Linked DNA regions of Homo sapiens: all the other regions are linked to region 1. A link is a loop called in an ENCODE intact Hi-C map of the cell type or tissue named here. Cell type or tissue: A673. All regions are shown on one strand. Region 1 overlaps CYRIA (CYFIP related Rac1 interactor A). Region 2 has its middle 140 kb from the start of CYRIA. Region 3 has its middle 91 kb from the start of CYRIA. Region 4 has its middle 67 kb from the start of LINC01866.

Region 1 (8,000 bases):
ATGCACTCCTGAAAATGCATGGAAGTCTCCCAGCCTTCAGCATTCTTCGAAATTCCTTCAGCTGGAATTTTGACTTAAAGGAGTGTACTAGTTCATTCTCACGCTGCTAGAAAGACATACCCAAGACTGGGTAATTTACAAAGGAAAGAGGTTTAATTGACTCACAGTTCCACATGGCTGTGGAGGCCTCACAGTCAAGGAGGAAGACGAATGAGGAGCAAAGTCACATCTTACACGGTAGCAGGCAAGAAAGCTTGTGCGGGGGAACTCCCATTTATAAAACCATCAGATCTCATGAGACACATTCACTACCATGAGAACAGTATGGGGGGGAAGTGCCACCATGATTCAATTACCTCCCACCAGGTCCCTCCCACGACATGTCGGGATTATGGGACCTACAATTCCAGATGAGATTTTGGGTGGGGACAGAGTCAGACCATATCAAGAAGTTCCATAAAATGAGCATCCACCTCCGCTTGGTGGGGAGACATTGCTATTTTGCAGCATCTATCCTTGAAGTTGGACTTCTCACGCAGCTCAGCCTCCTGCAGCTGATTGGCTGCTTCAGAGGCCAGAGCAGAGATGGTTCTGCAGGCTTGTCATCATGAAAGTAAGTCTCTGGCCATCACATCCTAGCAGTGGGTGGCAGGCTCTTCTCAAATCCTGCTGTCTTTTTTAGAAGTTAATTTGTGCATCATTGAGGACATATTTCACTTTTCTTGTTGACTCAAATTATCTTTCTTTTAACTTTCAAGCATAGCATGAGATCTTTAGCTATATCTTTATTAAAATGAGTGTCACCATGGTGGAACCATTTTTATTCCTCCCCTCCCTTCATCCCACCCTCTTTTTTCCTCCTTTTCTCTTTCTTCCTTATTTCCTTCCTTCCTTCCTTCTTCCTATCCTCTCACCCTTTTCCCCCCTCCCATCCACATGCCCTCCTTTCCTTCCCTCTTTCTTTCTAAGTAGTTGCCTGGAAGGACCTCAGGCTGGAAGAACTTGGATTCTGATTGTGGCCTTCACACTATCATTCTTCACTCATTCTTTCATGCATTCAGCCACACACATTCCCTGGGTGGCTTGCTGTGGATTCAATCACAAGTAAGTTCCAGTTCCCATCCAGGGGGTCTTCACCTCCTAGGAGGAGAGACAGGCAGGTAAGCAGGAGTGACCAGGAATGTGGAAATGTGGTGGGAGAGAGGACACAGGGGGCTGTGGCACAAGGTGCAGAGGGCAAGGAGTCCCCCCTGCAGGACTGGGACAGGCATCGTGGCCTGGCAGGAAACTACTTTCAGAGCAGGCTTAAGAGCCACCCAGGAAATCTGGTCCCACTACTTCAACATAACCAGAAGACTGGGAGCTGGCAATGGCTTGGCTTTCACAGATCTTAAAGCCAACCCTGTGACAGCTGCCACTCCAGAGACCCCTCATGTCCAACCTCCACCACCACCCCCCCACCTCCGCCCCTCCGCCCAGTACGTGTGATCTCAGCAGATCCCAAAGTGAAGGACGTTGGGCTCCTTTCTTCACACCTCACAGGCGTCTTGGCAGTGGGATGTTCACTGGGAGTTTCTCCCTCTCCTCCACCTCGAGCTACAGCCCCTTTCTGCAGGAAACCCTCCCAGACTATTCTAGTCCAGATGAGGCACCTCCTCTTTTAGACTCCTTTCCCCAAACACTTTGCCTTTACCCAGATCACAGTCCTCACTAGAGTCTTCCTCCCCATTATAGTTGTCTTTGAATGCAGATTCTCATCCTTACTGGTCCTTACTGCAAGAGCCATGTTTTATTTAGCCCTATTCTCTAAAAAGAGCAATGCTCATGTATTTATTTCTTTGACTGGTTACCAGATTTATTTATTTATTTTTTGAGATGGCGTCTCTCTCTGTCACCAGGCTGGAGTGCAGTGGTGCAATCTCGGCTCACTGCAACCTCCACCTCCTGGGTTCAGGCAATTCTCCTGCCTCAGCCTCCCAAGTAGCTGGGACTACAGGCACATGCCACCACACCCAGCTATTTTTTTTTTTTTGTATTTTTAGTAGAGACAGGGTTTCACCATGTTGTGAAGGATGGTCTTGATCTCTTAACCTTGTGATCTGCCCGCCTCAGCCTCCCAAAGTGCTGGGATTACAGGCGTGAGCCACGGCCCCCGGCCTAGTCACCAGATTTCAATGCTGTATTAAGAACTGTGCTAGATACAGGGGATGGATTGATGATTAACACCTGTCCTCAAGAAGTTCAACAGATAGGTGTAAATATTACATTTTTGATAGAAATATATGCAAGATATACAGGATATATATATATATATATATATATATATATATATATATATGTTGGGACTAAAAGAAGTCAATCCTATTTTTGAGGCAAGTGCCAAGGATGATGAGGGGTGATGGATAGAGGGAGGATCAGCAGAATTGAATAAAATGGGAAGTGAAATGTGGGTAGTTAGGTAACTAAGCAGAGCCTATACAGTTTTGCCAACTCTACAGAAATTTTGGTTATGCTTGTAATTTCTAGGAACTTTACAGAAGTTTATCATGTGTTCCAACTACATGGGGCAGTACACATAGGCTGCCGAAGCCTTGGGATTTTTGAGTCTCAACTTTATCATCTGTACCTGAACAGGACTGGGCCACTGGGCTGGATCAGGGACACTTCTCCCTGTTCCAGCATTCTAGGATTTTATACAATGAGAATGTCAACAATTCACAAAAATGTATTCAGGCAACCTAATGCCAAACCATGTGCTAATAAGTTAATTAGAAATGAGACACAATTTGCTATGAGTTTCCACAGCCCTCTTGCCCTGACCAGAGGCCACAGGCCATGTCTTAAGCCATTTTCTGTTTCCCAAAAACATCTAATAATAGTGCAGGAGTATTCGACAAAATAACATAGTGGCTTAGACTGTGAGTTTTCTGGTATGATGGGCTGTGTTTAAATTCCAGTTCTGCTGGTGATTAACTGAGTTACCCTAGGCAAGTTACTCACTTGCTTCAGTGTTCTCGTTTCTAAAAGGGAGATGGTAGTAGCACAGAATCTTGAGTTTGCTTTTGGCATTAAAGATGACACTATATGTATTTAGCACAATGCCTAGCACAGAATATATGCACAGTCTGTGGAAGTTATTATTATTATTCATCTTACTAAGTAAGCAGTAAGTACTCAATTGCATTTTTTGTTGGCTGTAAATCAGTACATATTGGCAATATGCTCTGTCTGCCAAAATCCCTGAGTACCATCTTGGGTTACCTCAGTAGAGGTTTAGTGTCCAGATGGAAGCGAGATGCAGTCCTTCTGGGCAGACCACACTCAGAGGCCTGGAAACCGTTCTGGATACTACACAGTAGTAGATTCTCTGACCAGTAAGAGTGTGTGAATAAAATATCAGGTTGATCTGAGAACCTCTTTTCCCCTGTAATATGGAGGAAGAAGCATACGTTTTGTTTTAGGAGGAGAAGTGACAGGGGAGTCATGGAAGATGTCCTTATTTATTCCACATATATGTATGGCATTCCTTCTATGTGTCAGGCCCTATTCTAGGAGTTGAGGGCACATAAATAAATGATGATATATACTTAAAAGAAAAGCAGAGTTACTGGGGAGTGGGAGTAAAATAGTATTTTGGACAAAACTGTTAGGTTGAACTCCACTGAAAAATAAATCCCGAATGAATATACAAAGAAAATCTATGCAGATTGTGGAAAAACATTCCAGGCAGAAGGACTAGCAAGTGCAAGGGTCCCGTGGTAGAAACATGTGGTCTCCAGCTAGAAGCTGAGGTCTGAGGAGGGGTGAGATGACATGCCCAGGGTCTTCTGGCTAATCCATGTTACAATTGAGATGTTGATATTTAATGTCAGACTTTTCAGACAAAAAAGCTCATGCCTATTGTACTGTACTCTTTAGACAAGGGAGGGAGAGAAGAGCCTGGGGCCCCAGGGGTCCCCCTTGTGTGCTTTATCCCCGGTATCCCTGGCCCGCAGTTCCAGAGATGACCAGCAGAGGGTACCATGCACCGGGTTTCCGCAGCCACTGCCTGAAGCCATGTTGAATGAGCAAATGTCTGCAGCCGCCTCTGTGAGATCTAAATGTCTCCTTGGCAGGAAATCCGCGAGGAGCACGGCGGGGTTGTGCAAACAGCCTTACAATGTCCGCTTGTGTGTGTGCACTCGCCTTCGCCTGCATCGCCCACAATGCTCTGTGTTTTTTTTTGGATAATGGGGCTCTGTGGACCCATGTGCCTTGTCATGCAAAGGGAGTGACCTGCGTTTGTCATAAATGGGCTCTTGTATGATTAATAGCCATGTGAATGATCCCATCGCAGCAGCAGTTCAGGACCCAGCTTCACCTCTTCACTGACGTGGTGGTCTGAGTCGGCTTTCTTCTCCAGCTCCAAAGCAACAGTGCAGGATTTATTGCTAAAAGGGCAATGACTTGTTTGCGCTGTGGTTGCAATTTTTGAAATGCAAGGCAGGGGGCGCAGATACTTATTTGTTAGGACCTACTGCATGCCAGATGCTACACTAAGAACTTCTACCTGCATTATCTTACTTACTTAGTAACAATACTAAAAAGGGAATATTTTGATTTGCATTTTACTAACAAGGGAAACTCAGATTCAAAAGAGTCCAATGACTCTCCCAACGTCTCCAAAGCTCATGCTGTTTCCATGAAATGATTCCCTTTCCTTTTTAGAGTAGCTTAGTCCGTGGTCCACACTACAAAACGCCGTCCTCATTCCACTTGGCCATCTATAAACTGAAATTTGCGATCTTAAAATAGATGAGGGATTCCCTCGTTTCTGGGCTTCCGTGTATTTATTTTACCTCCTGAAAGTGTATCAGTCTGCATGTGTGCATTTTTCTGAGAAAGCCAGTTTTCATTAGATTTTCAAAGTAGTCTCTGGTCCTAAAACAAAAGGGCTAATCACCCAAAAGTGTTTATATTTGGGGAAATGCTTATTTTTCTCAGACCCGTTTCTCTCACCAATGACTGTTTTCTCTGCTCAGTCTGTGTGGGTGATGTCTTTGTTGTTGTTGCTGGGTAGTGACTACTTATCCAGTCCTTCCCATCCATCTCAGTGGCCATAAATGAATAATGCGATGTGTGGGACCCTGCTTGGTGGTTGGGCGGGGAGGAGTGAGGAGGAGTGGTTGAAATGGCTAAAACACTGACAGCCAGTCAGAGATAGCCCCTGCAAGAATCCACAACAGCAAAGGTGCTTACTTATGCCTGGGGTTTGGGGAGGAGGTTACTGGGAGAAACGATAGGCCGTCTTTAGGCGTTCAAGGCAAAAGGAACAGTATGAGCAAGAAAACAGAGGCAAGGACCGGGCACTCTGGCTCACACCTGTAATCCCAGCACTTTGGGAGGCCTAGGCAGGTGGATTACTTGAGGCCAAGAGTGCAAGACCAGCCTGACCAAGATGGTGAAACCCTGTCTCTACTAAAAATACGAAAATTAGCCAGGTGTGGTGGCACACACCTGTAATCCCACCTGCTTGGGAGGCTAAGGCAGGAGAATCGCTTGAACCCGGGAACCTGGGAGGCAGAGGTTGCAGTGAGCCAAGATAGTGCCATTGCACTCCAGCCTAGATGACAGAGCAGACTCCATCTAAAAAAAAGAAAAAAGGCAGAAGCAAGGAGGCAGGAGCCCTTCCACTGTCATATTCTGGTGTGGCTTATGTACAGAGTGATCAGAGTAGCTTCAGCAGAGGGGCGGAATCTTGAAAGAGAGCTCTAAGCCAGGCTTATAGCCTTGCATACCAAGTAAAAAATTTACCCAGCTTTATTTGACAGCCAGCTTAGCAGGCGTTTATGCTAACCATGGCTAACTTCGTCGACTCAGCTAACTCTGTATTCTATTTGCTCCCTGGATTCTGTCTCAGGAAGTAGCACCCCCCACCCGCCCCTCCCTGCCTGACAGGCCCACCTCCCACCACTCTGCAGACTCTCACCTCATCCACCTTTCCTGTCCCAGCCTTAGGTTGACCGTCTGCACAGCTTGCTCGGGTACCAAGCCAGGGCTTTTATTTTAACATGTTAGTTTTGTTTGCAATGATGAGTACGTTGAAACAAGGGCAATTGCTCCTTTCAGAAGCTGGAAACAAAGGCAGAGCCGCACCTGTCTCTGAGATTTCAAGTGAAGTTTCAACACTTTGGACATTCTTGATGCTTGAGATTTCACGGAGCATGCTAATCTCTCTTGGCCTCATATTCTTCAGGTTTTTTGTATGTGATGGCTTTTATTGGATTTTTTTTTGTTTCGGTACCAACATAATTTTTTATATCCCCCTGCACTTCCCAAAATAAATTTGACCTGGGAGCAAATTTCCTTTGCTCCTTTGCTTTGACATGTCACATCCAAAGCCTCCTTTGGTACCCAGATGAGCTCCAGTTTAAGAAAACTCAACATCTGAAAACCTTCTTAGATGTCGAGTCATCCCAAGGTCCTGGGGCCATCGAATTCTGCAGGGCCTTTTGCTTCCCAGAAGGACCATTTTCATCAGGACTCGCCTCCTGGTCCCTTGACCTGATAGGTTGTATTTTACCACCTGCCAGAGAACTATGGAGGCAGATAAACTTCAAGAACAAATGTGTGACACAGTTGCCTGTGGAATGAAAGCTGGGCAGGGAAAAGGAGAAGGCCTCTTTTTCATTTTGTTTTTTTTTTTTTTTAGTTATATTGTAAGACAACAGGAATGGAAGAGATTTAATTCCCCAGAATTAGTTGTATATGTGACATTCCCTGTAACATGTTCAGAGACTGGTGAATGATCCCAGGGGTCTCAAGTATCCAATATAAGAGTGGGAGGAGGAGAGAGAGAGACTGGAGAGAGAGAAAGGAGGAGGACACCCAAGAGAAGGGCATCGGGAAGAGGAATGGATCTAAGGGAGACATGGAGAGAGTTTGGTGGGAGAGTGGATCAAGGGGTACAGCAGGTAGAGAAATCTCAGGTGGTGCCCAGGGCTCTGGTTATGACACTGGGAGGATAATAATGCTTTTTGTTGGGTGAGGGAAGAGGAGAAGATTTTGGAAAGAGTGGAAAGTGAGGTTTCTATGGCCTTCCCCGAATGGCTATGCTTGTGGGACATTCACTTGGATTGATGGGCCTGGAGCTGGGGACAGAAGTCTAATATAGAGCCAGAGGTTGAGAGTCATCTGCCTATGGGTGGAAATTGGAGTCAGAAGGGTCACACCAGGGAGAATGAGAAAAGGCTGAAGAAAGAACATGGAGACCAAGACTTAAAGGCCAGATGGACAAAGTAGAAACTTGAGGAGGAACTTCCAGAGAGGTGAGAGATGAGGAAGGAGATGGGTCCCAAGTATCTCAGCAAGGAGAAGTTGCTCAGCGGTGCCCATGACAAGCCTTCACCTACAGCTCTGCTCTCAGAGGGTTAGAGGGTCTTGGCTGTTGTTTATTTAAATACTTGAGAATGAATTCTGAAGAAAGGAGGTTTGTAATCCAAAAAACTGACAGCCTGTTTAAGCGAATTCACTATCAGAACAGCCCAAATTTGAGATAACTTCTAGGTGTTCCCTTTTACTTTCTAGACTGGAGTTGAAACCAACCAAGAGAGGAAGAGCAACTTGCCCAACATGACACTAAGTGAATGGTGTCTCCAAGATGAGTGCTTGGGTCTCTGGGGCCCCTTGCCCTGCATGGGGTACCTTTCCATTTGAAATTAGGCAGAACGGGCCTGGGTAGGCTGAGAGTGTCCACCTGCCTAGGTAAGAAGCAGGTGTCTCAAGCAGTTTCCTCATAAGCATGTTCTTGATTTCCCAAGAGAAAGGGGACAGATTCACTAGTGACTTCCCAGCGGTGGCCTGGGCCGGAGCTGAGCCCAGTTTGATTGCTTCCATGTCACTAGCATTTGAAAGTGGGGGACACATTGACTTTCATTCCCTAAAAAAGAATCTAATTTTGCCCTCATTTCTTGGGTACTTTTTGCTGCTGTACTATTGATGTTTATGGAAAAATTAGCTAT
Region 2 (8,000 bases), 83 kb after region 1:
GGCCATAGCCATGGATTGAAAGACAGAAGGTGATACAACAGGAGTCTATTCTGAAAAAGTCTGAGCCACCTGGCCATGCAACCTACTTGTACCTTCTAGACTTGTACAAGCTTTCTGTATGAAATACAGTTTGCTATTTGTTGTTAGATTGCTGTTGTGCAAGACCACCTTTATCGCTGATAAAGGTGATATGTCAGACAATACTTAGTTGAATATGGGAAGCTCAAGTCTCACAGTTGCCTAATAGTCATGGCTAGGTATTCAGATTCTACCAAGTAGAAAGAAACCCAGTAGCAAGCCAGAAGCTATTTCTCGAAAGAACAATAATTGCATGCAGAAGAAGGTAAAGATTTGTACTTGAATTGTAGAAGTTTTTGCTGTAATTCTTCCACAGATGCTTTCCAGATGCTCCATACAGTTCCCATATTTTTCAAGGCCATTTCAAATATCCATGGATCTGTTGAATCATAAAGAACAAGTGGTAGTGTAACTCTTACTGCAGACTGAACTTGCCAATGAATTTTCTACTGTTTTCTTACTCTCAAATGTGGTGGTCTTACAGGTGACTCTGACAATAGGTCAATATGGCACACTCAAATGTGATATGTGCTGCCTCCAAAATCCAAAATGCCCTTTTAAATTTTGCACCTCTTTTGTCATCCTAGGTAGTATGAGGTCCATCGACTTCTCTTTTTACCCTGGAGGGGATATTTCCTGATGCTTCATAACAGTTAAAGAAACTTTACTGAGTCTAAGATGGGGGGCCCATGAATTTTTATGGGGTTTGTCTCTATCCGCTAGTTTACATGTCTTACTAAGGCACTAAAAATACTTGTCAGTTTCCGCCCATAAGACCTAATCAATACAAAGTCATCAGTATAGGGGACATGTGTGATACTTCGTGGAATGTCAAATGACTCTGGACAGAATAATCAACATAGTGTAAAGGCAAGACTGTGATGGCATACTGTTAGCCATGCTAGATAAAAACCAATTTACTGTCATGGTCCTTGCAAATTGAGATGTAGATAAATGAATTATCCATATCAATAACGTTATACCAAGTGCCAAAAGCTGCATTGATTTGCTCTAATAATGATGCTACATTTGGGATAGCAGCTAAAATTGCAGTTAACATCTGATTAAGTTTACATGATCCAGTTATTCTCTAAGACCTATTTGATTTCAACAGAAGCCAAATTGTTGAGTTAAATGAATATGTAGTAGGTGACACCACTTTTCTTCTTTCAAGTCTTTAATGTTGTCATTAATCTTTGCAATTATGCAGTAGCGCTTCTAGTTTACTATCTTGGTAGCAAGAGAAGTTCCGGGGACTTCTACTTAGCCCTCTCTACCATTATCATCCTCATTCCTTGGGTTAGAGAGTCAATGTGAAGATTCTGCCAGTTGCCAAACATATCTATTCCAACTGTATATTCAAGAAAGGGAAATAACCACAGGGTGGATCCTGGACCAATTATGCCCACTAAGAGTTAGAGTTAAGCTAAGACCCTACCTATCACCTGTCCATCATAAGTGCCCTTTTTGACTGGTGGGACACAGTGTCTATTAGGGTCCCCAGGAATTAACATCAATTCAGAACAAACACCTAATAATTGCAAAATGTCTGAGTATTTCTACTTCACAAATGCACATTCACTCCTGTAAATGGCCACATTCCCTTTCAGAAATACTTGGAGGAATATTTATGGTATGTACTCGAAGAAATGGTTCAGAGTCTTTTCTCAAGGAGACCTGATCTCATTTCAATCCATAGTTTCTGGGGCTATGATTTGACTTAACTCTGGAAAGAGTCCTAGAATGCCCACTTTGGTGATGAAAGTCAAGTTTTCTCTCTCTCTCTCTTTTCAATCAGACATAATAGGATATTTCCTCTTACACATTTAGCAATAGTTCATGTCCTACTAGATCTTTGTCATATGAAAGATCTCTGTGGCCCAAATCAATCCAAGCCCTGATACTTCCCTGGTGCCCTTCATGATAGAGGCTCCCACTTTGTCCTTAGCAGGTAAGTGCAGTCATTTGGCCTCTTTTTCTACAACAGTCTTGCGTCTTCATTCAAATAAAGAAACACATCGTAATGGTGGCATCCCCTCTGTTCATGACTGATCTGTAAATGACAGGAACCACCATTTTTCAAGGATAAATGTGCTTCCCTTAGTAATGCATTTGTCAATGTCTTAGTGAAGGAATTATACTCCCAGCCTCCTCATGGAACATAGTTGGGAAATGGTGTGCAGGTTACACGTAATAAGTTCAGTCACAATATCTCCCCAACAATACAGGGAAACTATGTAATTTTATCCCCTTAAATGTAGCCCAGGAGTCAGCAAACTTTTTCTGAAGAGTCACATAGTAAATCTCTCAGGCTTAAAGGCCACGTGATCTCTGTCACAATTACTCAACTCTTGTTGCAGCATGAAAACAGCCATAGACAATACTCAAATGATGAAGTATCTCTGTGTCCATGTTTCAATAAAACTTTATTTATGAAATCAGGGAGCTGGCCCACAGACTGAAGTTTATCAACCCCTAATATAGGCCACTATTGAGACCAAGTTTCAGTCAACCAACCAAGTAAGCTTTTAAAGCCCCCTCTGGATGCATGAGCAAACATGTTATCTGGAATATCTAGTAATAAAAAACTTGACCCTGTCTATTCTTATATTCTATCCTCCTTAATCTAACACCCATAAAATCCACTTCTTTTCCCTCTGGTTTCTGCCAACATTTATTTGCACAATTTCAATCCTTTTTTGTGTAAGCTATTCCTACATGGACATAGAGAGATATGGCTCCAGCTATGAGTCTAATGGCAACAAAGTGTAGTTGTGGTGGGTTTTGAAGAGATTGATTACCCAGCAACACTGGGTAAGTTTATAATAAGGTTTATCAAGGAAAGGAAGGCTAGTCTACTAAGACACTCCAAGGCCAACTAATCTCAATGTCAAGGGAAACTCAGAGAAATTTGGAAGTTCAGTGTTACTGGTTTCATCGGGGTCCAACGAGAACGAGATGTTCTCATTTCAAGTTTTAGTATCCTAACCTTTCCCAATAAGTGTCCTTTTACATGAGAAACTTGTAAAGACTCTGAATCCAACTGTCATTATAATTCAGCAACTAGCACAACAAATTTTGTGTCAGATTTTAGCAATATCAGCCCTTTGGCTACAAGAAGTAAGAGCATATTTTAGGGCTACCTTGAAAGCTCCTTGATTCCCAATCTGTGACTTGAGCTGAGAGTCAAAGGACCAGAACTTGTCATTTTCTTTCTGTGGTTGCTTGAACTCATTTAGAAGAATCCATCCCACACCACAGTCTCTAGAGTCCTTGTGACTGCCACAGCAATCAAGTGCAGTAGCCACTAGAGCTCCCAAGGCATGTCCTCAGTGGGCATTTCATCACATTCAGCCACAGGTGACAGCTCTATCAATCATGATACCATTACATGCCATGGATTACCATCTCACTTCCTATTGCAAAAATAAAAAGCATAGCACTACACTCAAGGTTAAAAATAAAACAAACCAATCGCCAAATCCCATCTTTGTGTCTATCTTCTTAGACAACTACTAACAGCAATTCTGTATCAGTCAGGGTCCAGTCAGGAAATAGAAACCATAGAGTTATTCGAACAGAGAAAGTTTCACATAAGGGATTTTTAGCTATAACAGTTGCAGTTAACCTGTAAAGGAGTAAAAAATACTTGAAAGGATTCCTTAAGATTGATGGAGAACATTTAAAAAAGAAGCAAACATGGAAGGAAGGGTCTCTTCCCCAAGGTTGGACTCCCTTCATTGGGAAGGTGGGGTTTGCACTCTGCTGGATGGCCAGGAATTTCCCTAAGTCACCCCACGTTGGAGCTAGTCCACAGATACTGGACTGAGGCTGATGATCAGGGAACCATGGCTGAACACGGCAGAAAAAAAAAATACCCGCCTCAGATACAGGTAGGCTGACACAGGTGGCCAGAGACTCACAGAACGAACTGGAAAGCAAGAAATGCACCTCTGGGGTGCATGTGGGCCAAAGCTGGCAGGCAGTTAGTTACACACACTATGACTGGTAAGCTGGAAACCCGTCACAGTGCAGGCAAGGCTGGGGAGTTAGCCCTGAGTGCCCATAAGAATCACTGGGGATCTGCCACAGGGGTACCACTGAAGATTAATAGAATATGGTCCACAGGGATGCCACCAAAACTTGATGGGGCTGCGCACCAGTGGCTGTCCCCCAAATGCCACGCTCCAAGTGTATACCAGAATCCAGAATCCGGAAGAGAAGGCCCCCTCCTGACATGTTCCTGCAGCGCCCTCTACTGAAGGAGCTAAATATTGCACAAAGTGGCAAGGCGGACACGTTTACAGGGTCCCTCTCCATTATCACAGAGCAAGCAATGAAAGGTGGATGCGAAACTATAAAACAGTAAATTGCTATTTGCACAACAGCATTAATTATTATGATAGTAACGAACGTTCTACGTTTTGTCATATCGCCTGTACATTTTTTATTACCTTATTTAATTCCTCCAATTATTAACTTCATTTAAAGGATGGGGAAATTGAGGGTCAAAGGTGTTTACTAATTCAGAGTCCCACACCTGGTAAACACAGTTAGAGTTCAAATGAGATTTTTGGATGTAACATGAATTTTTCCTACTGAACTCGCTGCCTTTCATTGGGGGGACTAGAAGGAATAGAGAATACATTGATTTTCCGTAGACAAATATTAAACACCCACTTCAAGCCAGGCACCAAGTCAGGTATTGAGATGCAGAGTAGATGAAAGAGACGCGGTCTCTGCTCTCCTGGAGCTTACAGTCTAGGGCAGGATCAGCAAACTTTATCGTCAAATAGGCGGGCGGATCACCTGAGGTTAGGAGTTTGAGACAAGCCAGGAGTTTGAGACGTGGTGAAACTCCGTCTTTAACAAAAAATACAAAAATTAGCCAGGTGTGGTGGCATTCATCTGTAATCCCAGCTACTGGGGAGGCTGAACAGGAAAATCGCTTGAACTTGGGAGGCGGAGGCTGCAGTGAGCCGAGATTGCACCACTGCACTCCAGTCTGGGCAACAGAGTGAGACTCTGTTTAAAAAAAAAAAAAGATAAACATGAATATTAGTATTTTAGGGCTTATGAAGCAAAGAAGCAAAACTGAGGATATGACATAGATGCTTATATAGATATTTGAAATATAACTATTTAAGATGTAAAAACTATTCTTAACTAATGACAATTTGGTCTCGACTAAGCAGTTTATTGCACTAATAGTTTGTTGATTGCCGGTCTAGACGAAGAGATAGATAACGAAATAAATACATATGCTAGCGCAGAATGTAAGAAAGGCACAAACAAAAGGAAATAATTCTATGAGAGAAGTAATGAGTAATTAATTGTGACTAAGGAAGGACATTAGAACCAAGACCTGAAGAGTGAGTTGTTAGCTGGGCAAAGATGGGGAGTTCTGGGCAGAAGCAACAGTCCCAAGGGAGGCAAGAGCTTGGTGCATTCAAGAAGGAATCAGAACACAACATCAACAACAATCACACACACACACACACACACACACACACGCACAAACACACCCACAAAGCAGTGGAGCTGGAGTATGCAGCTAAAGGGAGAAGAATGTGGAGATAATGAGGAAGGTGGGGCGGTAACCCAGGGTCCGGTGTAGGGACCAGCCTGGAGGTAGCCATGCCTGGGAACAATCAAAAGTGGAGGGAAAGGAGGAAGACAGGAGGGGAGCAAGTGCAAGAGCAGAAGCCTGATTCAGCAGCGGGGACCTCACAACCTCCCAGTGGTGCGTGAAATGTCGTTACGTGTGTCAACCTTCAGAGGAGGGCCTGCCTCTTGTGCCCCCAACCCTCACCAGCAACATTCCTTTCAGGTCTGGACTTTGATGCATTCAAGGAGAATTCAAACCGTCTTTCTCTTTCATAGTTTAATCTGTTGCCCAGGCCAGAAAGAAAGCACAGGAAAGCAGCCAACGGCCTCCCTTGTAGAAGTCAGGGCAATTCACGGTCCTGGAGAAGGACCTGGAAACAGGAGTGAGATGAACAGGGTCTCTGCTCTGGCTCAGCCTGGATCTCACCTTTCACCTTTGCAACTGGGTTCTGATTTAATTGGTCACAGAGACAGAATCATGCCATGGTTAAGAGCACAGGCTCTAGAATCAAACACTTAGGTTCAAATCAAGCCTCTATTATCTTCCGACTCACAGTTTGCTCTTGTAAATTATATCCCTCATGAATGTCCCTCATCTTGAGAATGAAATCATTATTGTACCTAATCGGCAGGACTGCTGTGAGAAGCGTTTGGGTTGCGTGAAGGATTAGAACATTTGGAAAATAAGCGCTCAGTAAATATTTGCTAGAATAGCTGTTTCTTCACTCAGTTCTTCAATAATCACATAATACAGGCAGGAGAGCAATTATCCCATTTTAGGGATAATGTACTCAAGGCGCAACAAGATAATGGCCACTGTGTCACAGCTCATGGCAGAGCTAGTTCTCAAACTCCCATCTTCAACACTCTAAGGCTCAAGTCCTCCAACACTCAAGCCCCGGCAGTGTCCTTGGGCAAGTCACTGCAGCCGTGTGGGCCTTAGTTTACCCAACAGTAAGACAATGGGAGTGAGAATGGACATGATCTCTACATTCTCTTTCCATTCTAACCATCCAAACACCTACAATCCACTCTGGAGACATGATCATTTTCAAACTAATTCTGGTTGTGGTGATATGCTTTTCCTAGTTTGTCACAGGGACACTAAGAGACGAGGCCCAGCTCTCTAAGCACTAGCACTTTCCCAGGAAAGGTCTGTGTCAGCTGTCAGCCCCTGCTCTGTGTGCCATAAGTTCTCTTGTCATATAAAATTCTCCTTCTGACACTGTTTCCCTTTAGAAAGAAAGTAAATCATAACTTTTCACTTAAGCATTTCTGCTTCTAGTCAGACCTGCTTTAGCCTGAAGTTGAAAAAGAGTATGTTTGGTTGGATCACATTTCAACTCAGTCTAATAGATATTTGCTTAAGGGGGAAAGGGGTTGAAGAAAAAAGGGAAATGTCAAAACGGAATAATAAAATGGTCTATAAACAGAAGCAGGTTTTCTGTGATACGTTACCCCGATAAACCCGATAATGGTTCCCAAATGCACTGTCCTGGGCTGATGCCAGGCTGGGCAGTGGGGGGCTCTAGGTTATTTTTAATTTTACTGTAGCCAAACCATGACCTCATCCTGATGGAATTCTCTCCCACCAAAGAGCTGTATCGAGTTATTTGTCGGCCGAAATTCATTTGAATGTGGATTCATCGGAAACATGTGTGGCCACAGAAGCAGCCAAGAGGGAAATGTGGGGGAGGCAAGAGTGGGATTTTCAAGGAAACCCTTCCTTTTGTTTGAACGAAACATGCCAGTCCTTGCAGGGCCTCGGGCCTTTGATAATATGGGTTTTGGGCCTGCTGTTCTCTGTGACCGCTCTGTGCCCTCAGCAGCCCCAGATCAGATCCTTGCTCTCCCCCAGCACAGGAAATGCAGCTGTCCCCAGCACCCACCAGAGGCAGGCCCTGGGCAGCCACCCTGTAAAATGGATGAGAGCAGGAGCCTCAGCCAACACCCAACAAACTCACAGACAGTACAGGATACTGGCATAAATAATAACAGCAATTCCTACTCTATCAAGCACCTACCGTGTGTATGGTGGAACTGCTTTGCATACGTTAGCTCTGATCTTTACAACAAAGTAGGTGGTATGATCATTCTCCCTTTCACAGAATTAAAAACTGAGGCTTGAGATGTTAACTCAAGAGTACCTGGTTATTTAGTGGCTTAATCAAATTTCAAGGCCAAACCTGTTTTATATAAAACTTCTCCTCTAACCTCAATGCTTTTACAAACAGAAGTCTTAAAGGGATTTAAAGAAAAACAAGACACCTTTAGACTGGCAGGTCAAGGAAGGCTTCATACAGGAGTGGTATCTG
Region 3 (8,000 bases), 150 kb before region 1:
CAGCCTTGTGCTGGATTTTGAAGGGAAAGACACCAACCCAAATAATGAAAAATCAGAAGCAACATGGGCAAGGACAGCTGAAGGCAGACGCTTTACTTCTGGAATTTCAAGGTCACTTTGTTGTGACAGCAGTCAACTCTTCCAGCGAACTAGATTGTGCTTTATCATAACAACCTTGTAAAGTACTGTACTTCTCCTTTGCTTTGCTTGGTTTTACATGTGGGTTCTGTTTTTACATAAAACCAAATGTGGAACTTTATTTCAAGAATTCTTTTGTCACTAGCCCTGGTGTAATGTTCTTTTCTTTCTTAGTAAGATTTCAAATCACGTTTTTGTTTGTTGTTTGTTTTGTTTGTTTGTTTGTTTGTCTTTTTGAGACAAAGTCTCGCTGTGTCACCCAGGCTGGAGTGCAGTTGCGTGATCTGGGCTCATAGCAATCTCTGCCTCCTGGTTTCAAGCGATTCTCCTGCCTCAGCCTCCACAGTAGCTGGGATTACAGGTGCGCGCCACCACGCCCTGCTAGTTTTTGTGTTTTTAGTAGAGACGGAGTTTCACTATGTTGGCCAGGCTGGTCTCGAACTCCTGACCTCGTGATCCGCCCACCTAGGCCTCCCAAAGTCCTGGGATTACAGGCATGAGCCACCACGCCCAGCCTTCAAATTACTTTTTAGAGCAATAATAGCAACAGTAACAATAACCGCTAACAAAATTATGGGCCAAGTGTTCTTCTAAGCAGTGCCAGTCACCAGGAGGCAGGTACCACTGTCACTCTCATCTTACAAAGAGGAATTGGGCAAAGAGAGTTGAAGAACTCATATAGGTCCCAGATCTATGAATGGAAGTCTGGGGATCAAAGCCAGTCCTCTAAGCTCCGGGTCCTGTGCTCTTCTTGACCACCAGGCCCTGCTACTTCCCAGCACAAGCCTGCCTATGTTTGTATCCTTGCAATTTTGAAAGAGGGCAAATTATAAATTCAAAAAGTATAAGCAAGTTCTAATTTAAACACGATAAGGGAAAGCTTGATAGACACAACTACAATGCAAATTTCAGTCTTCAATCTGTTTCTGAAAATATTTCTTTTTCAAATGCCACTTTCATTTTATTGCTGTTTATCCTCATCACATTCAAAATTTAAAGGCTAGCGTACCCAGGTCCTCTTCTGATCTGAGAGTAGCCACCAGAATCTGCTTGAACACCATTAATAGCTTCTGTGGGCTTAGCCCTTTGGAAGGTAATGGGGATCGTTACCTCCATTTTGGGGTCAGGGTCTGAGAAAGACATTGTAGTTCCATATTTATCGTGTTGTCACCTAGAGCTTAAAACTCACACCTTTGCACCCAAGAGCCTAGTCCCCTACCAGAAAGCTGGGCCTCATATGGACAAGGCAGATGGCTGATGGCAGGATTTCGGACACCAGTATGATCGTTTAGGGCAATACATTTGCTCTAAGGCCAGCTGTTACCCATGCATGGTGCTGTGGGGTTAAAATCAAATTAAAACAAACAAAACTAGAAAGAACAACCTTGGATGTTGAGTGAAACAGACCTATATTTGCATCCTGGATTTAATACTTAATACCTGGGTCACTTTGCAAACTACCCTTTCTGAGCTTGCCTATAAAATGAAGCTAAGAACAATCCCTGCCTCTTACATTTGTTGGCAGGCCAACTCTTTCTTCCAAGGCCAGAAACTGTATCCCGGAATAATCTTCCCTGTGTAGTCCCATATCCCCATTCAATGAGCAATGCACACCACAGCCAGAGGCCCTGACAGACTCTGGGACCAACCTTATTAATGGGAGGCCTGAGAAAACACCCAGAAATGATATCTATTATTTATAATTACATAGTGCCTGCCATTTTTATGAGATTTTTTTCATATATTATTTAACTGTAATAACGGTCCAATGCAGGAGATACTGTTAGCCCCATTTTTCGGATAAAGAAAGTGAAGCAAAGACACGCTGAATGAATAAGTTGTCCAAAGCCACACTGCTACGAAGTGGTAGAGCGAGTTTTTGCATCTCAACAGTCTGTTCTGGATCTTGACTTTGTACTGCTGTGTCTCTGAATATTGGACTTACTTTCCAGTGAAGTAAAAAGACATATAAACAGTTGATTCGAAAGCAAGGTGGTAGGCCCAGCGATGGAGGCATGAAGATGTTAACTCAAGGAGTCGGATGAAGGACACCTTCCTTAACTTGGTGGGTGAGAAAAGACTTTCTGCAGGAGCCGAGGGATTACATCAGGAGTTCCTAAGCATTAGTGCACATGCGAACCACTTAAGGTATACATAAGATCATGCCACTCTCCGCCTACGCCTACTGATGACCTCCCATTGCAAGCAGCATACAAACCCAACTAGTCCTTCCAGATCCAGCCTTCCCTGTCTTTTCTGATCCCATCATCTTCGACTTCTGTCTTGTCCGCTAGCCGGCTATCTCTCCAGCCTTCTCTGTGTCTTGGACCTGCCAACCTCATTCCAGTCTTGGGTCCTTTGCACTTACTGTTCTTCTTGTTTGGAGTGCTCTCCCCTCATAATAACCACCTTCTGCCTGTCCTCCACAGCTAAGCCCTCTTCAGACCAGCCTCCCGTTCCCTCTAGCTGACATAGCTCCGTTCCAAGCCATTCTTTATCACAGTGCCCTATTTATCATCTTCAAAGCCCTCGTTAGTACCTGAAATTATCCATCCATCATTTCTGCATCTATCTGTCTGTCTGTGTGTTTGTCACTTGTCTCTCCCCACTAGACTGTAAGCTGCTGGGGGCAAGGCTGTGTCTGTGCACACCATATCCCAGAGTCAACTTCGGTCCCTCTATCAGTATCGGGTAGATTGCCTGGGAGCTTCCGAAGGAGGATTTCCAACTGCTCAGGGAAAACTTCCTGGAGGAAGGAAGACTGGTGTCGGGACCAAGTGATATGAATTTAGGAAAGAGAAAGAAGATGTTTATGGCAGCGGGGGGTTGGCCTTCTTTTTCGTCTAAAGCAGCAATTCAAATTAAAAAATAAAATAAAATAAAGGACGGACATCACCGTGAGGTGCTCTGAAGTGCTAGAATGGAGGAGTATCAGACAAGGAGCCCAGAAACCTGTGTTATTGCCCCATCTCTTCAACTAATTTATTGAAAGACCTTAGGTAACCTCTGTCCCCTCTGGACTGCAGTTTGCCCATCTGAGAAATGAATGGTTGGGATTGTATTGGTCTCTAAACCACCCTTCAGCGCTCAGATTCCAGAAGGATACATTTTGACCATCCTTGTCCAATCACTGCCTCTAGCCAGGGACACACACTCAGCTCTGTCACCATGGAACAGATGTGTCAGCGGCAGCAGGAATTGTTTAATCTGAGCCTCCACCTGGTCCCTCCAGTATGCTCTAGGCTTCCTCGCCCTAGAATGTGGTTATTAACTCCGAGTGACCACCAGGTGGCGCCGTTCCCCAAGGCACTGTGCATCCTCCAGAAGGTCATTTGAATGCCCTTGGAGCTTGATGACACGCAAATAACCCAGACCGATGTTCAGTAAATATGTTGGGGTGCTAGCTCTCAGGGGATGAGAAGGCATTGCTACATAACCAGATGTAGAGAAAACTGAAACGTGGGAAAAGCTGAGAAGAGCAGCCTCCTCTCCGAGTTTATACAGCCAGACCTGAAGGGGTGGAAGGGGTCGGGACTGCATTTCTCCGTGGGTGCTCATTCCTGCCCTGTGGTCCCCACGTCCCCACCCGGGCCCCTTGACCCCACCGTCACCTCGTGAAGTTTCTTTCCACAGCTGTGAACTCGAGGCCACGAGGATTTTGCAATCTTCATTTTTGGAGAAAACACAAGGCAGTTGTTGCTCTGACCCAGGGGCTCTGGCCTGCGGGCCCTGCAGCTGTCTCTACAAGAGGCACATGCAGGCAGGGGCTGGAGAGAGGAATGAGCAGGGACCATCGCACTTGAGATTTGTTCTCGCTCTCTGACAAATTCAACAAATATCCACTTAACCCTTCATCTGTGCCAGGTGTCCTGTGCCTCAGGCAGAGCTGATGCCGCCTTCTGGAATTCTCTGACCAGCAGGTAGACAGGTCCATAAAAAGGGGTGACAGGGCTCTACAGGTGACAGGACAGTCTAAGGAGGGTCCACCGAGGCTGGAGTGGCTCAACCTAATTCCCACAGAGACTCGGGCCGGTCAGGAAGACTCATATAACAACTGACACGTGAGCCAAGCATTGCAGGAGGACACTAGGAGGATGAGGGCTCTATCCATGTAGGAGGGCAGTGGGAAAAAGGCATGGCCATGAGAGAGTCGGGGTTTGGAGGGCTGAACATGTATTGGGGTAGCTGGGACTTAGATTTTAAAAGAAGAGTTAGATACCACAGAGGCAGGGAGGAGCCGGGGAGGTAGGAAGCACATAGACCCGGTGTATGGAGTGGTCCGTAGCTCTGCATTATCCCAGAGCAATGATAGTTATCTGGTCATCATGGGGCTTTCAGCTGGAGAAGGAAGGGATCAAACAGCTTAGGAGAGTGGCATGGCTGCACCCTGATGCAGAGATGGGTTGGGAGGCTGCATGGGATCAGACCAGAGCCAGACTCACAGGTAGGAGCTTTGCCGGAAGTCGATGCAGCCTGACTTAGGGCCGTGGCCACAGGATAGAAAGGAGGCAGCAAATGAGGATCACCGCCTGGCAACAATATCAACAGAGGAAAAATAAGCCCCATTGGTGGTGACAATTATTTTTTTCGTAAATCCACAGGAGAGACATCCTCAAGATGTAATTTATGTGTAAATCAGTTTGTATTTTCACTGGCTAACAGTGGAGGATATTTGAAGATCTTGTCTTCCTATTTCTTTGTTCACTGATTTTTTTCTGTTGAAATTGTTTGAAAATCCCATGTTTAATATGACTCGGGATTGTCCCATCTTCAGCTGTTTGCATAGTGTCATTTCCTATTTCTCAGGAGTAGCTGGCTTCAACGAAGCATCCAAAACAAACAGATGAGATGAAGCCAGAATCAAAAGGCCGAAAAAAATGTGATTATGAAGCAGTGTGGGTCGTGGGACCAGTTTCCCTTCACAGTTGTTTTTACTTACTGTTTGCATCAATTCTCCAAGCGGTGTAGATCGCCCCCTCTCCCCACCCACACTCACTCTAACCAAAGACACAGCTCGGACTCAGGGAGACAAGCCAGCCGCTGGACACTTAAGAAGGGCTCCTTCCAAGTCCCATCACTCTGCATCTGCTGGATCCATCTGGGCCCTGAACTCTTTACAAGACCATTGCATAGGCCACAGCGGCTCCTCCAACTAGCAGAGTTCTCCCGGGAGAGAAGGCAGTTCCTATCTAAGAACAGGATTGCAATGCCCACCTCTCTCTGCAGCTCCATCACGTGTGGCCATGTCCACAGCTCAGGAAGGGACAAAGGGCTGAGCCTGGCCCTGAACACAGGGCTCTGTTCTTGGTAGGATGTAGGATCCCAGGGGTGTCTGTGGACAAAATGCTACTGAGAAAATTTCCCCAAAATGACATGACAGGAACAGGAGATTATATTCTTTGAAAGGCCTGATTAAGGAGCTAGTTTGAACCCTGTGAGGATCCCTGTGATGACCTGGAAGTGAAGACTATTGGCTGATAGTCCCAAAAATATTGCCAACCAGCGATGCAAATGACAACCAGTGACTTAAATTATCTTAGCCTCAGGACTTTTATTCCCACTCTCCACCACTATAAATGAAGGGGGTTAACAGGATGGTCTTGAAGTTCCTTCCAGCTACAGTAGGATTCTCTGATTCCATTGAGAGTATTTTTACCAGTAGGTTCAGTAAGGTTGTTGGGGTGAGGACAGAAGATTCAAACTAGAAAACAATCAGCCCCTGCCCTCAAAGCATCCACAGCCCAGGAGGGAAAGTGTGCAGACAGACAGCAGGTGCACCACAGAAGCGATGCCCTGCAGGCCCCACTTTGAAGGATGAGGGGGGACTCCAGGCAAGACACAGCAGTCAGAGGAAACAGTAGGTGCAATGACAGGGACATGGGGAAGAGTCTACTGTCTGAAAACTGTGGGATTCTTCACTCAGGGCATGAGGATGAAAGAGGAGGTGAGGTGGCAATCACACCTGAAATTTTAGGCAGAGTCAGGATCCTGGAGGACCTTCACTGTCATACTAACAAGTTTAGCACCAACACTCAGTCTTACCAGAAAGGAGCTCTGCCTCCATCTGCGTATGGCCTTCTCTCCTCTTGTTTGTAAGAACACTTGGCACTGGATTTAGGGCCCACCCTAATCCAGGATGATCTCATCTTGAGATCTTTAACATAATCACAATGGCAATGACCTTTTTTCTAAATAAAGTCTCATGTGCAGGTTCAGATGTACATCTTTTATGGGGAGCACCATTTGCAGTGGTTAATACTGAGTGTCAACTTGATTGGATTGAAGGACACAAAGTATTGGTCCTGGGTGTATCTGTGAGGGTGTTGCCAAAGGATATTAACATTTGAGTCAGTGGGCTGGGAAAGGCAGACCCACCCTTAATCTGGGTGGGCACAATCTAATCAACTGCCAGCATGGATGGAATACGAGAAGGCAGAAATATATGAAAAGAGAGACTGACCTAGCTTCCCAGCCTACATCTTTCTCTTGTGCTGGCTGTTTCCTGCCCTTGAACATCAGACTCCAAGTTCTTCAGTTTTGGAACTCATACTGGCTCTCCTTGCTCTTCAACCTGCAGATGATGGCCTTTTGTGGGACCTTGTGATCGTGTGAGTTAATACTTAATCAACTTATATATATATATTCCATTAGATTAGTCCTATCCCTCTAGAGAACCCTGACTAATACAGATTTTGTACCAGGAGTAGTTCTAGAGGAACAGAATATTAAGGATAGAGTTCTTTCATTGGTTTTGGGGTTTCTGGAGTTGGCTACTTAATATGATTAGATCCCAAAATGGTAAGGACTCTACTTCTAATAGTATGGAGAACACTGATAGTCCTTGGCTTGAACTGTTTAGAGAGTTATGCAAAATAAATGCATTTGACACTCCTGATTCATCGCTCATGAGAGACAAGGAGTTTAGTGACTCTGTACATAATACATTTGACCATATGTGGAGAACCAAGGAACAAAATGAAGCTGGTTGGTTGCTCCTAAGTTCAGCGGACAAAGTGATGAAAGAAAATGAGGAACTCAGGGATTCTGTCTCCCGGCTTCAGAAGCAAATACTGAGCCTCAAATCTGCAAAGATTGCTCTGACTGAGAGTCTTATCTCCTATAGAGAAAAAGCTGAAATTGTGGGAAAACAGACACAAGCTCTAATCATGTGAGTGGCTGACCTGCAACAAAAGGTGCATGTTCCACCTCCCCAGGTGTCTACTGTTAAAGTGAGGGCATTGACTGGAAAATAATAGGACCCTGAAAGTTGGAATGGGGATGTGTGGGAGGACCCTGATGAAGCTGGGGACACTGAGTTTGTAAACTCTGATGAACCCTTTTTGCCGGAAGGAACAGCTTCCCCATCCCCAGTAGTGGCAACATCCCCTCCCCTACCCATCAATCTTTCCACCTTTGTCTGAGGAGATAAAGCCTGTGCTGCCTGAGGCAACAGTGATGGCCTCCCCTGAGGCAGTTGCCAGGTAAGATAATGTTGACTCTCCTCAGGAGCCACCCCCACCACCCCTGTTTGCTTCTAGATCTATAGCTAGACTAAAGTCCTGGTAGGCCCTTTGAGGTGAGGTTGAGAGTGTGACCCATGAGGAAGTGCACTACACTTGAAAAGAATTGCTTGAGTTTTCTAATTTATATAAGTAGAAATCAGGAGAACAGACATGGGAATGGATATTAAGGGTGTGGGATAATGGTGGAAGGAATATAGAGTTGGATCAGGCTGAATTTATTAATTTGGGCCCATTAAGAAGGGACTCTGCATTTAATGTTACATCTCAGGGAGTTAAAAAAGGTTCTGATAGTTTATGTGCTTGATTAATTGAAATATGGATTAAAAGATGGCCCACTGT
Region 4 (8,000 bases), 290 kb before region 1:
GGCCAAGTGGTGGCACTCAACCATAAAAGGCAAGGTGGGCATAGCTACTGAAATGGACAGCAGAGGCAAAGTGGCAATCAGAGTAGTCTGGCTCATGTAGAGCTCTGGCATTGGCTAACTAGTGACGGTGTTCCCAGAAGTGAAATTGGTAGGAAGCCTACTGCATTCCTACTTAATTTATATAAGCAGAAAACTTCTAGATCAAATGGACAAAAGAATAATTTGAATTATAAAAACAGAGAATCACAGCCCCTCAATCAATTTCCAGACTTAAGCAAGTTAAAAGCCCAGAACCCCTTGAATGAAGGGAAGACCAGGTCCCCTTGAGGAAGGACCCCACTACATTACTGACAATTTATGCAGTGTATCTTTCTCCCATCTTTCCCAAGGAGACCCTCCGGCCTTTTACCAGGGTTACTGTGCATTGGGAAAAGAGATATGATCAAACATTTCAGGGTCTACTGGACTCTGGCTCTGAGCTGATGCTGATTCCAGGGGACCCAAAACATCATTGTGGTCCTCCAGTTAAAGTAGGAGCTTATGGAGGTCAGGTAATTAATGGAGTTTTAGCTCAGGTCCAACTTACAGTGGGTCCCCAGACTTATCCTGTGGTCATTTTCCCAGTGCCAGAATGCATAATTGGCAGAGACATATTTAGCAACTGGCAGAACCACCACATTGGCCCTCTGACTGGTAGGGTGAGGGCAATTATGGTGGGAGAGGCCAAATGGAAGCCATTAGAACTGCCTCTACCTAGAAAAATAGTAAATCCCCTGCAGGGATTGAGGAGATTAGTGCCACCATCAAGGACTTGAAAGATGCAGGGGTGGTGATTCCCACCACATCCCCATTGAACTTTCCCATTTGGCCTCTGCAGAAGACAGATGGATCTTGGAAAACAACAGTGGATTATCGTAAGGTTAACCAAGTGGTGACTTCAGTTGCGGCTGCTATACTAAATGTGGTTTCATTGCTTGGCAAATTAACATATCTAGTACCGGGTATGTAGCTATTGACTTGGTAAATGCCTTTTTCTCCATTCCTGTCCATAAGGCCCACCAGAAGCAATTTGCCTTCAGCTGTCAAGGCCAGCAATATACCTTTACTTTCTAACCTCAGGGGTATATCAACTTTGTGGCTTTGTGTTATAATCTTATTAGGAGAGACCTTGATCGCTTTTTGCTTCTGCAAGATATCACACTGGTCGATTACATTGATGACATTATGCTGATTAGGTCCAGTGAGCAAGAAGTAGCAAACACACTGGACTTCTTGGTAAGATATTTGTGTGCAAGAGGATGGGAAATAAATATAACTAAAATTCAGGGACCTTCTCCTTCAGTAAAATTTCTATGGGTTGGGTGGTGTGGGGACTATTGAGGTAGTCCTTCTAAGATAAAGGATAAGTTTCTGCATCTGGCCCCTCCTATAACCAAGAAAGAGGTACAACACCCAGCGAGCATATTTGGATTTTGGAGGCAACACATTCCTTATTTGAATATATTACTCCAGCCCATTTATTGAGTGACCCAAAAGGCTGCCAGTTTTGAGTGGGGACCAGAACAGGATAAGGCTCTGCAATAGGTCCAGGCTGCTGTGCAAGCTGCTCTGCCACTTGGACTATAAGACCCAGCAGATTTAATGGTGCTTAAAGATTCACTGCATAAATTGTCAGTAATGTAGTGGGGTCCTTCCTCAAGGGGACCTGGTATTCCCTTCATTCAAAGGGTTCTGGGCTTTTAACTTGCTTAAGTCTGGAAATTGATTGAGGGGCTGTGATTCTCTGTTTTTATAATTCAGTGGCAGATAGTGATGCTGTTTGGGGCCTTTGGCAGGCCCCCGTAGGTGAATCATAGCAGAGGCCTGTAGGATTTTGGAACAAGTCCCTGCCATCTTCTGCAGATAACCGTTCTTCTTTTGAGAGACAGCTCTTGGCTTGTTACTGAGCTTTGGTGGCATCTGAATGTATTGAAATAGGAAGGGTTTCCTTGTCCCCTTCACAGAGCATGTGATGGGGGTATGACTTGCTTCTTTGGTGCCCCAATGCTCAAACATCTAGGGGAGCATACAGACAGGCAGGCTGTGGGGCTCCAACCCCATGGCAGTGTCTAAGGGTGAATGTTTACAGCTCCTGAAGCCCCAATAGGCCTGTGCAACAGCGTGCTCTTTTAGTTTACCTATAGGCTTCTAGTGTTAACCAGCTCCATTAGACCCTCTACCTTGTCACAAGGACAGAGTGCTTAGTGTATCATGGATTCTTACCTTGGTGTACTGGAAGAATTGGACCACACATGGGCTTGGAGAATGAGTGCAAAGTTTTATTGAGTGGAAGTAGCTCTCAGCCGATGGGGGAGTCAGAAAGGAGATGGTTTTCCCATGAAGTTGGGCTACTCAGCATTCCTGGCTCCCCTCCAACTGGCCCGGTCAAACTCCACCTCATCCTGCCAGTCAGTGGCCTGCTGGGGTCCCAGTGCCTATCAGTGTGCTCTTTTTCCAGCATGCTCCTCTCAACATCCTCTGGACGACCAGCCACTTATGTCTTCTTCCACTGATATACTCCTCTCAAAGTCTGGCTGCCTGTTTGTCTGCCCACTAGGGTCTCAGGTTTTTATAGGCCCAGGATGGGGGGCATGGTGGGCCCGGGTGGTCTTGGAAAATGCAACATTTGGGCGAGAAAGCAGGAGCACCTGTCCTCATCTACGTCAGTGGGGAGGGAACCATAACCAGGGACCACGCCCTCCTCTACCCAGCACCTCCCTTCCTCCTCTTCTGTATCATTTAATGGGACATGCTCTTCCCTTCCCAGCACTCCCATATCATTCTGCCCCTCTGAAGAGGTACATCTAACTGCCATCAGAATATGGAAGATGACCAGTATTAGCTGCTTTCTGCTGACAGGGGGCATTGTTTTGGGGGGAAAAACAGCAGTCAGATTCCTCCCAGAGGTCTCTCTAAGGGTTCCTAGCAAAGGGGAGCCATCAGCCAAGGCTCTGGTTGCCTGACCATTTGGAGTTTGGTGGTTTCTAGGCGTGAGAGGAAAAACAAGTTTTATAAGATTAAGTATGCATGGGTTAAACACGTGTGTTATACAAGGAAAGAATTTAGTGCCAAAGATTAGAGAGACAAGAAGTAAAATATACTAACAACATTGTACTCTGAGCCGTTTCACCCTGGTGATAGAAATTAAACCTTGTATGGGAGCAGATAAACTTTTAGAAAAGAGATAACTGTTCTTGCCGTATCTTTAGCAGTTAATAGGTGCACCCCGGGAATACCTGTATCTCCTCTCTCTTTCCTGGGCCTCCCTGTTTCTATTATTAAAAACCTAGATAGCCACTTTCTGCCTGCCTTTGCACTCACTCTCCAAGCCCACGTGTGATCCAATTCTTCCAGTACACCAAGGCAAGAATCCAGGATACAGAAAGCCCTCTGTCCTTGTGACAAGGTAGAGGGTCTAATGGAGCTGGTTAACACAAGCAGCCTATAGGTAAACTAAAAGTCTCCAAATTCTTCAGTTTTGGAATTCAGACTGGCTGTCCTTACTCCTCAGCCTGCAGGTGGCGTATTGTGGGACCTTATGATCTCAGCCTGCAGGTGGCGTATTGTGGGACCTTATGATCCTGTGAGTTAATACTCAAAAAACTTTCCTTTATATGTGGTGACTTGACTGGTATGTATGTATTCCATTAGTTCTGTCCCTCTAAAGAACTGTCACTAATACAGCCTGGCATTTTAAGATTGGAGAGTAACTAAAACCATTCATAGATACCTCAAATGAGACACCCACCTTTGTTTGCACACATGTTCCTCAAGCCAGAATCCACTCCTTTCCATTAGGGGGTGGAATTAACCGAACTGAAACAACCAGTCATCCAGGGCCCTCTTATCTTGAGAGATATTTTCTTCCTCATGACAAAATATACCTGAATAATACAGTTGGGCTGATGAGTTTAGTATTATGTTACTCACAAAGTCAAAGCCTCATAACTATCTCTAAACCAGGACTATTGCAGCAGGTTCCTGCCCAGGGCAGGTTCCACTTGGCTCCTAGTCATGAGGCTCTCCTTCTCAAGCTTTTTCCAGCCTCCAAACCATTTTCAAACCAAATAACTTATCGATGTCAGCCTCACAATTAAATAAATATACAACCTAACACCAAATGTATACTGTCTACTCTGTCCTTGACTTTGGTTACACACTTGGTGAGTGGGCTGTGACCTTATTCAAGACGCACTTTGTGCCAGGTCTGATGAGCAGCAACAATCTTGTTTTATTGGACCCACATGTTTTTCTGGATGACCTGCCTCATTTTAGTCTAGTTTATACTGCAGCCTGTGCTTTTCTTGCAAACCTGTTCCCAAGCCAGGGATTTAATCTCTAGAGTTAAAAATGCTAACTCAGAGCCTGGAGTGCTGCTGTCTACAGACAGATCAAGGTATGACCTTGTCACATACCCCAATTTCACTGCTAGAGAAATGGTTCTCTCATTTCTGCATGTGACCTCAGAATATGTCTACTTCCCTTGACAATCACCAGCATCATCTGGAGACATATTCCATCCAGATGAGGTAAGCAGTTACTGCCCCAAGCTGTACTGGACTGGCATCCCTCTAGCACCAATGGTCGGGGGCAATTTTAGGTACCAACCCCAGATCCTCCCTCTTTTCTCTCTCCTACTGCAATGAACTGGTTAATGATCCCTCAGATAAAACTCAGAGTAGATCTTTCTATCCCAATTTCTTAGGGTTTAAATGAGTTATATTACTATTTACTTCTACTTCAGTGTTATTTTTATTATTTCTATCAAACCAATAATAGGCTAATTTTTCAACCAAAGTTATGTCTACTTTAGTCACAACAGGTTTTGAAATAAGATTTACATTTTGAAAAATACATATAAAATCTACTTATTTTCACTTAAATACTTACATCTTTTTAGCCTAATAAGAGTGTCTAAGTCATTAGCCTAAACTTTGCTCTTAGTTATGATAGATCTTTAATGTGAAGAATTTTACATCCCAGAAAATTCATAAAAATTCATGTTGCAAGAGCAGAAGTGCTTTTATGCAATTGGGTTTCTTGACACAAAATGAGATCTTGATGTGAAATTTCTGCACCAGTGATTTTAAGACACTGAGGAGAGTATGAGAGTTTTGACATAAACAGAAAGGAAATTGATTTTTGTTCAAGAACGATGCAGCATGGTTATTAGGAATAAATTAAACTCCTAAGGAAGTGTGTTCCCAGCCTCCATCTGCTTATCCTTGTTAGGAGCAGAGTCAGAATCATGTAGAGGATTGGTGCAGGGGAAGCTGCAGGAGTATTCACTCACATTTCCTTCCCATCTTCTCCATGCCAGGCAATGAGACTTGCGGACATGGATTGCAGGGCTAGAAAGACCAGTCTCTGGCCCCAGAGGAGTAGACTCATTGCCTTCAGTTCAGGGATGGCCTGACCCACACTGCCTCTCTCATCTACCGCAGCTGCCATGCCCACTCTCTGGTGAAGTTTCTCCCCTCCCAAGTCTGGGAGTTATTATTCCTTATGGCAAGCACACCCTTAACTCTCATTGTGGTGACTTGACTGGTAATGATTGAAGAGAGAATAAACAAAATATTTTAAAAAATAATAATAAAAGAAAGAGAAAGGAAGGAAGGAAGGAAATGCACCTGTAATCCTAGCACTTTGGGAGGCTGATGGGGGAGGATTGCTTGAGCCCAGGAGTGCAAGACCAACCTGGGCAACAAAGCGAGACCCCCCACCCCTCAACCATTTCTACAAAAAAAAAAAAAAAAAAAAAAAACTAAAAATAATTTAAAAATAAAATAAACTGATGGAATATGCAGAGATTCAAGAATCCCTACCAAATTCTTATCACCATTGTTCTGGAATTTCTTGCTTAATATCTTCCTGATAGATTTCCTGTCCTTTTCTCCTGTTTCTGAGGATGTAGCTCAGAAATTGTCTAATTGTCTTCTTAGCACACAGGCCTAAAGTCGAGATGAAGCTTATGAATAAATCTCTGCTCCCTTGTTTCTTGTGTGCAAATTGCTTAGAAAATGGGGAGGAAGGCTGGGTGCAGTGGCTCATGCCTGCAATCACAGCACTTTGGGAGGCCGGAGCAGGCGGATCACCTGGCATCAGGAGTTCAATACCAGCCTGGCCAACATGGCAAAAACCCATCTCTGCTAAAAGAAAAAAAAAATACAAAAAGTAGCTGGGCATAGTGGCACACACCTGTAATCCCAGCTACTCAGGAGGCTGAGGCAGGAGAATTGCTTGAATCCAGGAAGCGGAGGTTGTGGTGAGCTGAGGTCATGCTACTGTACTCCAGCCTGGGCGACAGAACAAGACTCTGTCTCAAAAATAAATAAATAAAAAAGAAAAGAAAAAATAGGATGGAAGCTCTGGTCTTGAGGAAGCTTCCATTGGCCCATGCTCCAAAAACTCCTTGGAGCATTTTTAAAATTGGGCCTAAGAGAAGCAAATTGGTTATTTTAGTTCTTTAAGCAATGCCACTGCAAATGTTGACTAGTATTTAATTTAAATTATTAAGGTGAGTTGAAGCCATTACTAGGAAGGTTTTAGAATCTTACTCTTATTAGGAAAGTCTGTGGTTTTCAAAACAAGGGATCAGTCTTTCATTTTACTTGTTTAATTTGATATTAGTGGTTGGAGGGACTATATATGCGTACTTCGGCCAGTGTGTGTTTCACAGAGCAATTTGATCAGTCATTGCATTGCTCATATAATTTGTGGGACCCAGTGCAAAATGAAATTGCAGTCTCTTTTGAAAATGAAGGAAAGAAGTCCTTTAAAGACATTTAAATGTAAAGTATTTTCCTTTCTTCCACAGTCTCTTGACTTGCCACCGGACTTTATATTTGGTATTTAATGGCATTCTAGGTTAAAAAAATTTCAAAAAATAAATTCTTAGAGTGAATTTTACCTTTATCCTTATTTTATGCAATGCCAGTTTAAAATGCAAATATAGGAGCGCTTAACTCATATGTAGAATCACCAAAGTTACAGTTTGTATTTCACAGCTTGTACATACATATGTATTTTGTTCTTACTAGAACAGTGGAAATGCTGTGCAAAAGCAACTCAACAGTTTATATTTCACTTTGTGATACGCACACATTCTACCAACACTCTCTACCTTCAGATGAGTAAGAAAGGACTGAAAGAAAAAGGAACTGTGGAATGTGAAATCTTACCCTTTCCATCTTTATCACTGTCTTATACATAACAAATCTCCCTCGTAGTTCTCTGAGTCTCCCATGCATCCTGGGTCCCTGGAGTACTATATCCATGAGACACTGTGAACACTACATAGAAATGGCTGGCAAGGAACAGGGGATGTGCATATTGCTTGTAACTCCTCTGCTCACATGCGCACTCGGTTGACCACACAGGTCAAATGCCCATGAAGCCAGTCCTGTTGGCTATCTGCATCATGCTTCGCATCTATTATATCCTAGGCTTTGAAAATAATATAGCAACAAAGAATTAACACATGTAGAGTTTCATATTTATAGAATATTTTCACATTCATTTGATCATTTTTACTTCACATCTATCGATACAGAAGGCAAATATTTCTGTTCCCATTTTTGAAATAAGAAACTCATGGCCCGGGGAAATTGTGAGAAACAGGACCAAAAATTGAGCACATATTCTGACTTTAAAGCCCTTTCAGATGCCGTATCCACTTGAACATATATTTACTATACACATCCCAGTTTATTAGAAAATAAACTCCTAGAATGATGATAGAGACATGGGTGAAAAACACAACCAACTATTAATTTGTGAGATACAGAATGACTTATTTTAAAGATTCAAAGAAGGGACAATTTACAGTAGACTTTGATAATGCTGATGTTCCAAAACTTGTATTTATTGAATTACCTGTGCTTCCCCAATATTTTTTTAATTTCCGCAACTAAACTCTGTTACAAATCAAATTCCTGTGCAGGTGTGGGTTGGTTTCTTGA

Evidence for each region. A loop is a pair of places that touch in the nucleus more often than their neighbours do. Peaks named below come from ENCODE experiments on the same cell type or tissue, not always from the same donor. Only the 100,000 strongest peaks of a DNase experiment are listed, where the experiment ranks them.
Region 2: it touches region 1 in a loop (7-fold over the local background); 16 of 110 quality-filtered maps call a loop at or near these places.
Region 3: a loop joins it to region 1, with 5 times the contacts of the local background. A loop is called at or near these places in 106 of 110 quality-filtered maps.
Region 4: a loop joins it to region 1, with 2.4 times the contacts of the local background. A loop is called at or near these places in 6 of 110 quality-filtered maps.

Annotation. Positions count from the first base shown.
Region 1 is chr2:16,605,236-16,613,235 of GRCh38, reverse strand. All of the region lies in intron 2 of CYRIA (CYFIP related Rac1 interactor A), which reads left to right. Among named protein-coding and RNA genes, the nearest start is that of CYRIA, 57 kb to the left of the region's middle. RefSeq lists a silencer at 3,776-4,195 and enhancers at 3,756-4,255, 4,256-4,757. In A673, CTCF peaks have their summits at 3,996 (motif pointing right) and 4,509; DNase peaks (open chromatin) are centred at 4,025 and 4,465; H3K27ac peaks cover 3,713 bases.
Region 2 is chr2:16,521,796-16,529,795 of GRCh38, reverse strand. No RefSeq gene overlaps it. Among named protein-coding and RNA genes, the nearest start is that of CYRIA, 140 kb to the left of the region's middle. In A673, a CTCF peak has its summit at 4,331 (motif pointing left); DNase peaks (open chromatin) are centred at 4,315 and 7,285; H3K4me3 peaks cover 493 bases; H3K27ac peaks cover 469 bases.
Region 3 is chr2:16,752,797-16,760,796 of GRCh38, reverse strand. No RefSeq gene overlaps it. Among named protein-coding and RNA genes, the nearest start is that of CYRIA, 91 kb to the right of the region's middle. In A673, a CTCF peak has its summit at 3,421 (motif pointing right); a DNase peak (open chromatin) is centred at 3,436; H3K27ac peaks cover 2,129 bases.
Region 4 is chr2:16,896,169-16,904,168 of GRCh38, reverse strand. No RefSeq gene overlaps it. Among named protein-coding and RNA genes, the nearest start is that of LINC01866, 67 kb to the left of the region's middle. In A673, CTCF peaks have their summits at 3,362 and 3,562 (motif pointing right); a DNase peak (open chromatin) is centred at 3,598.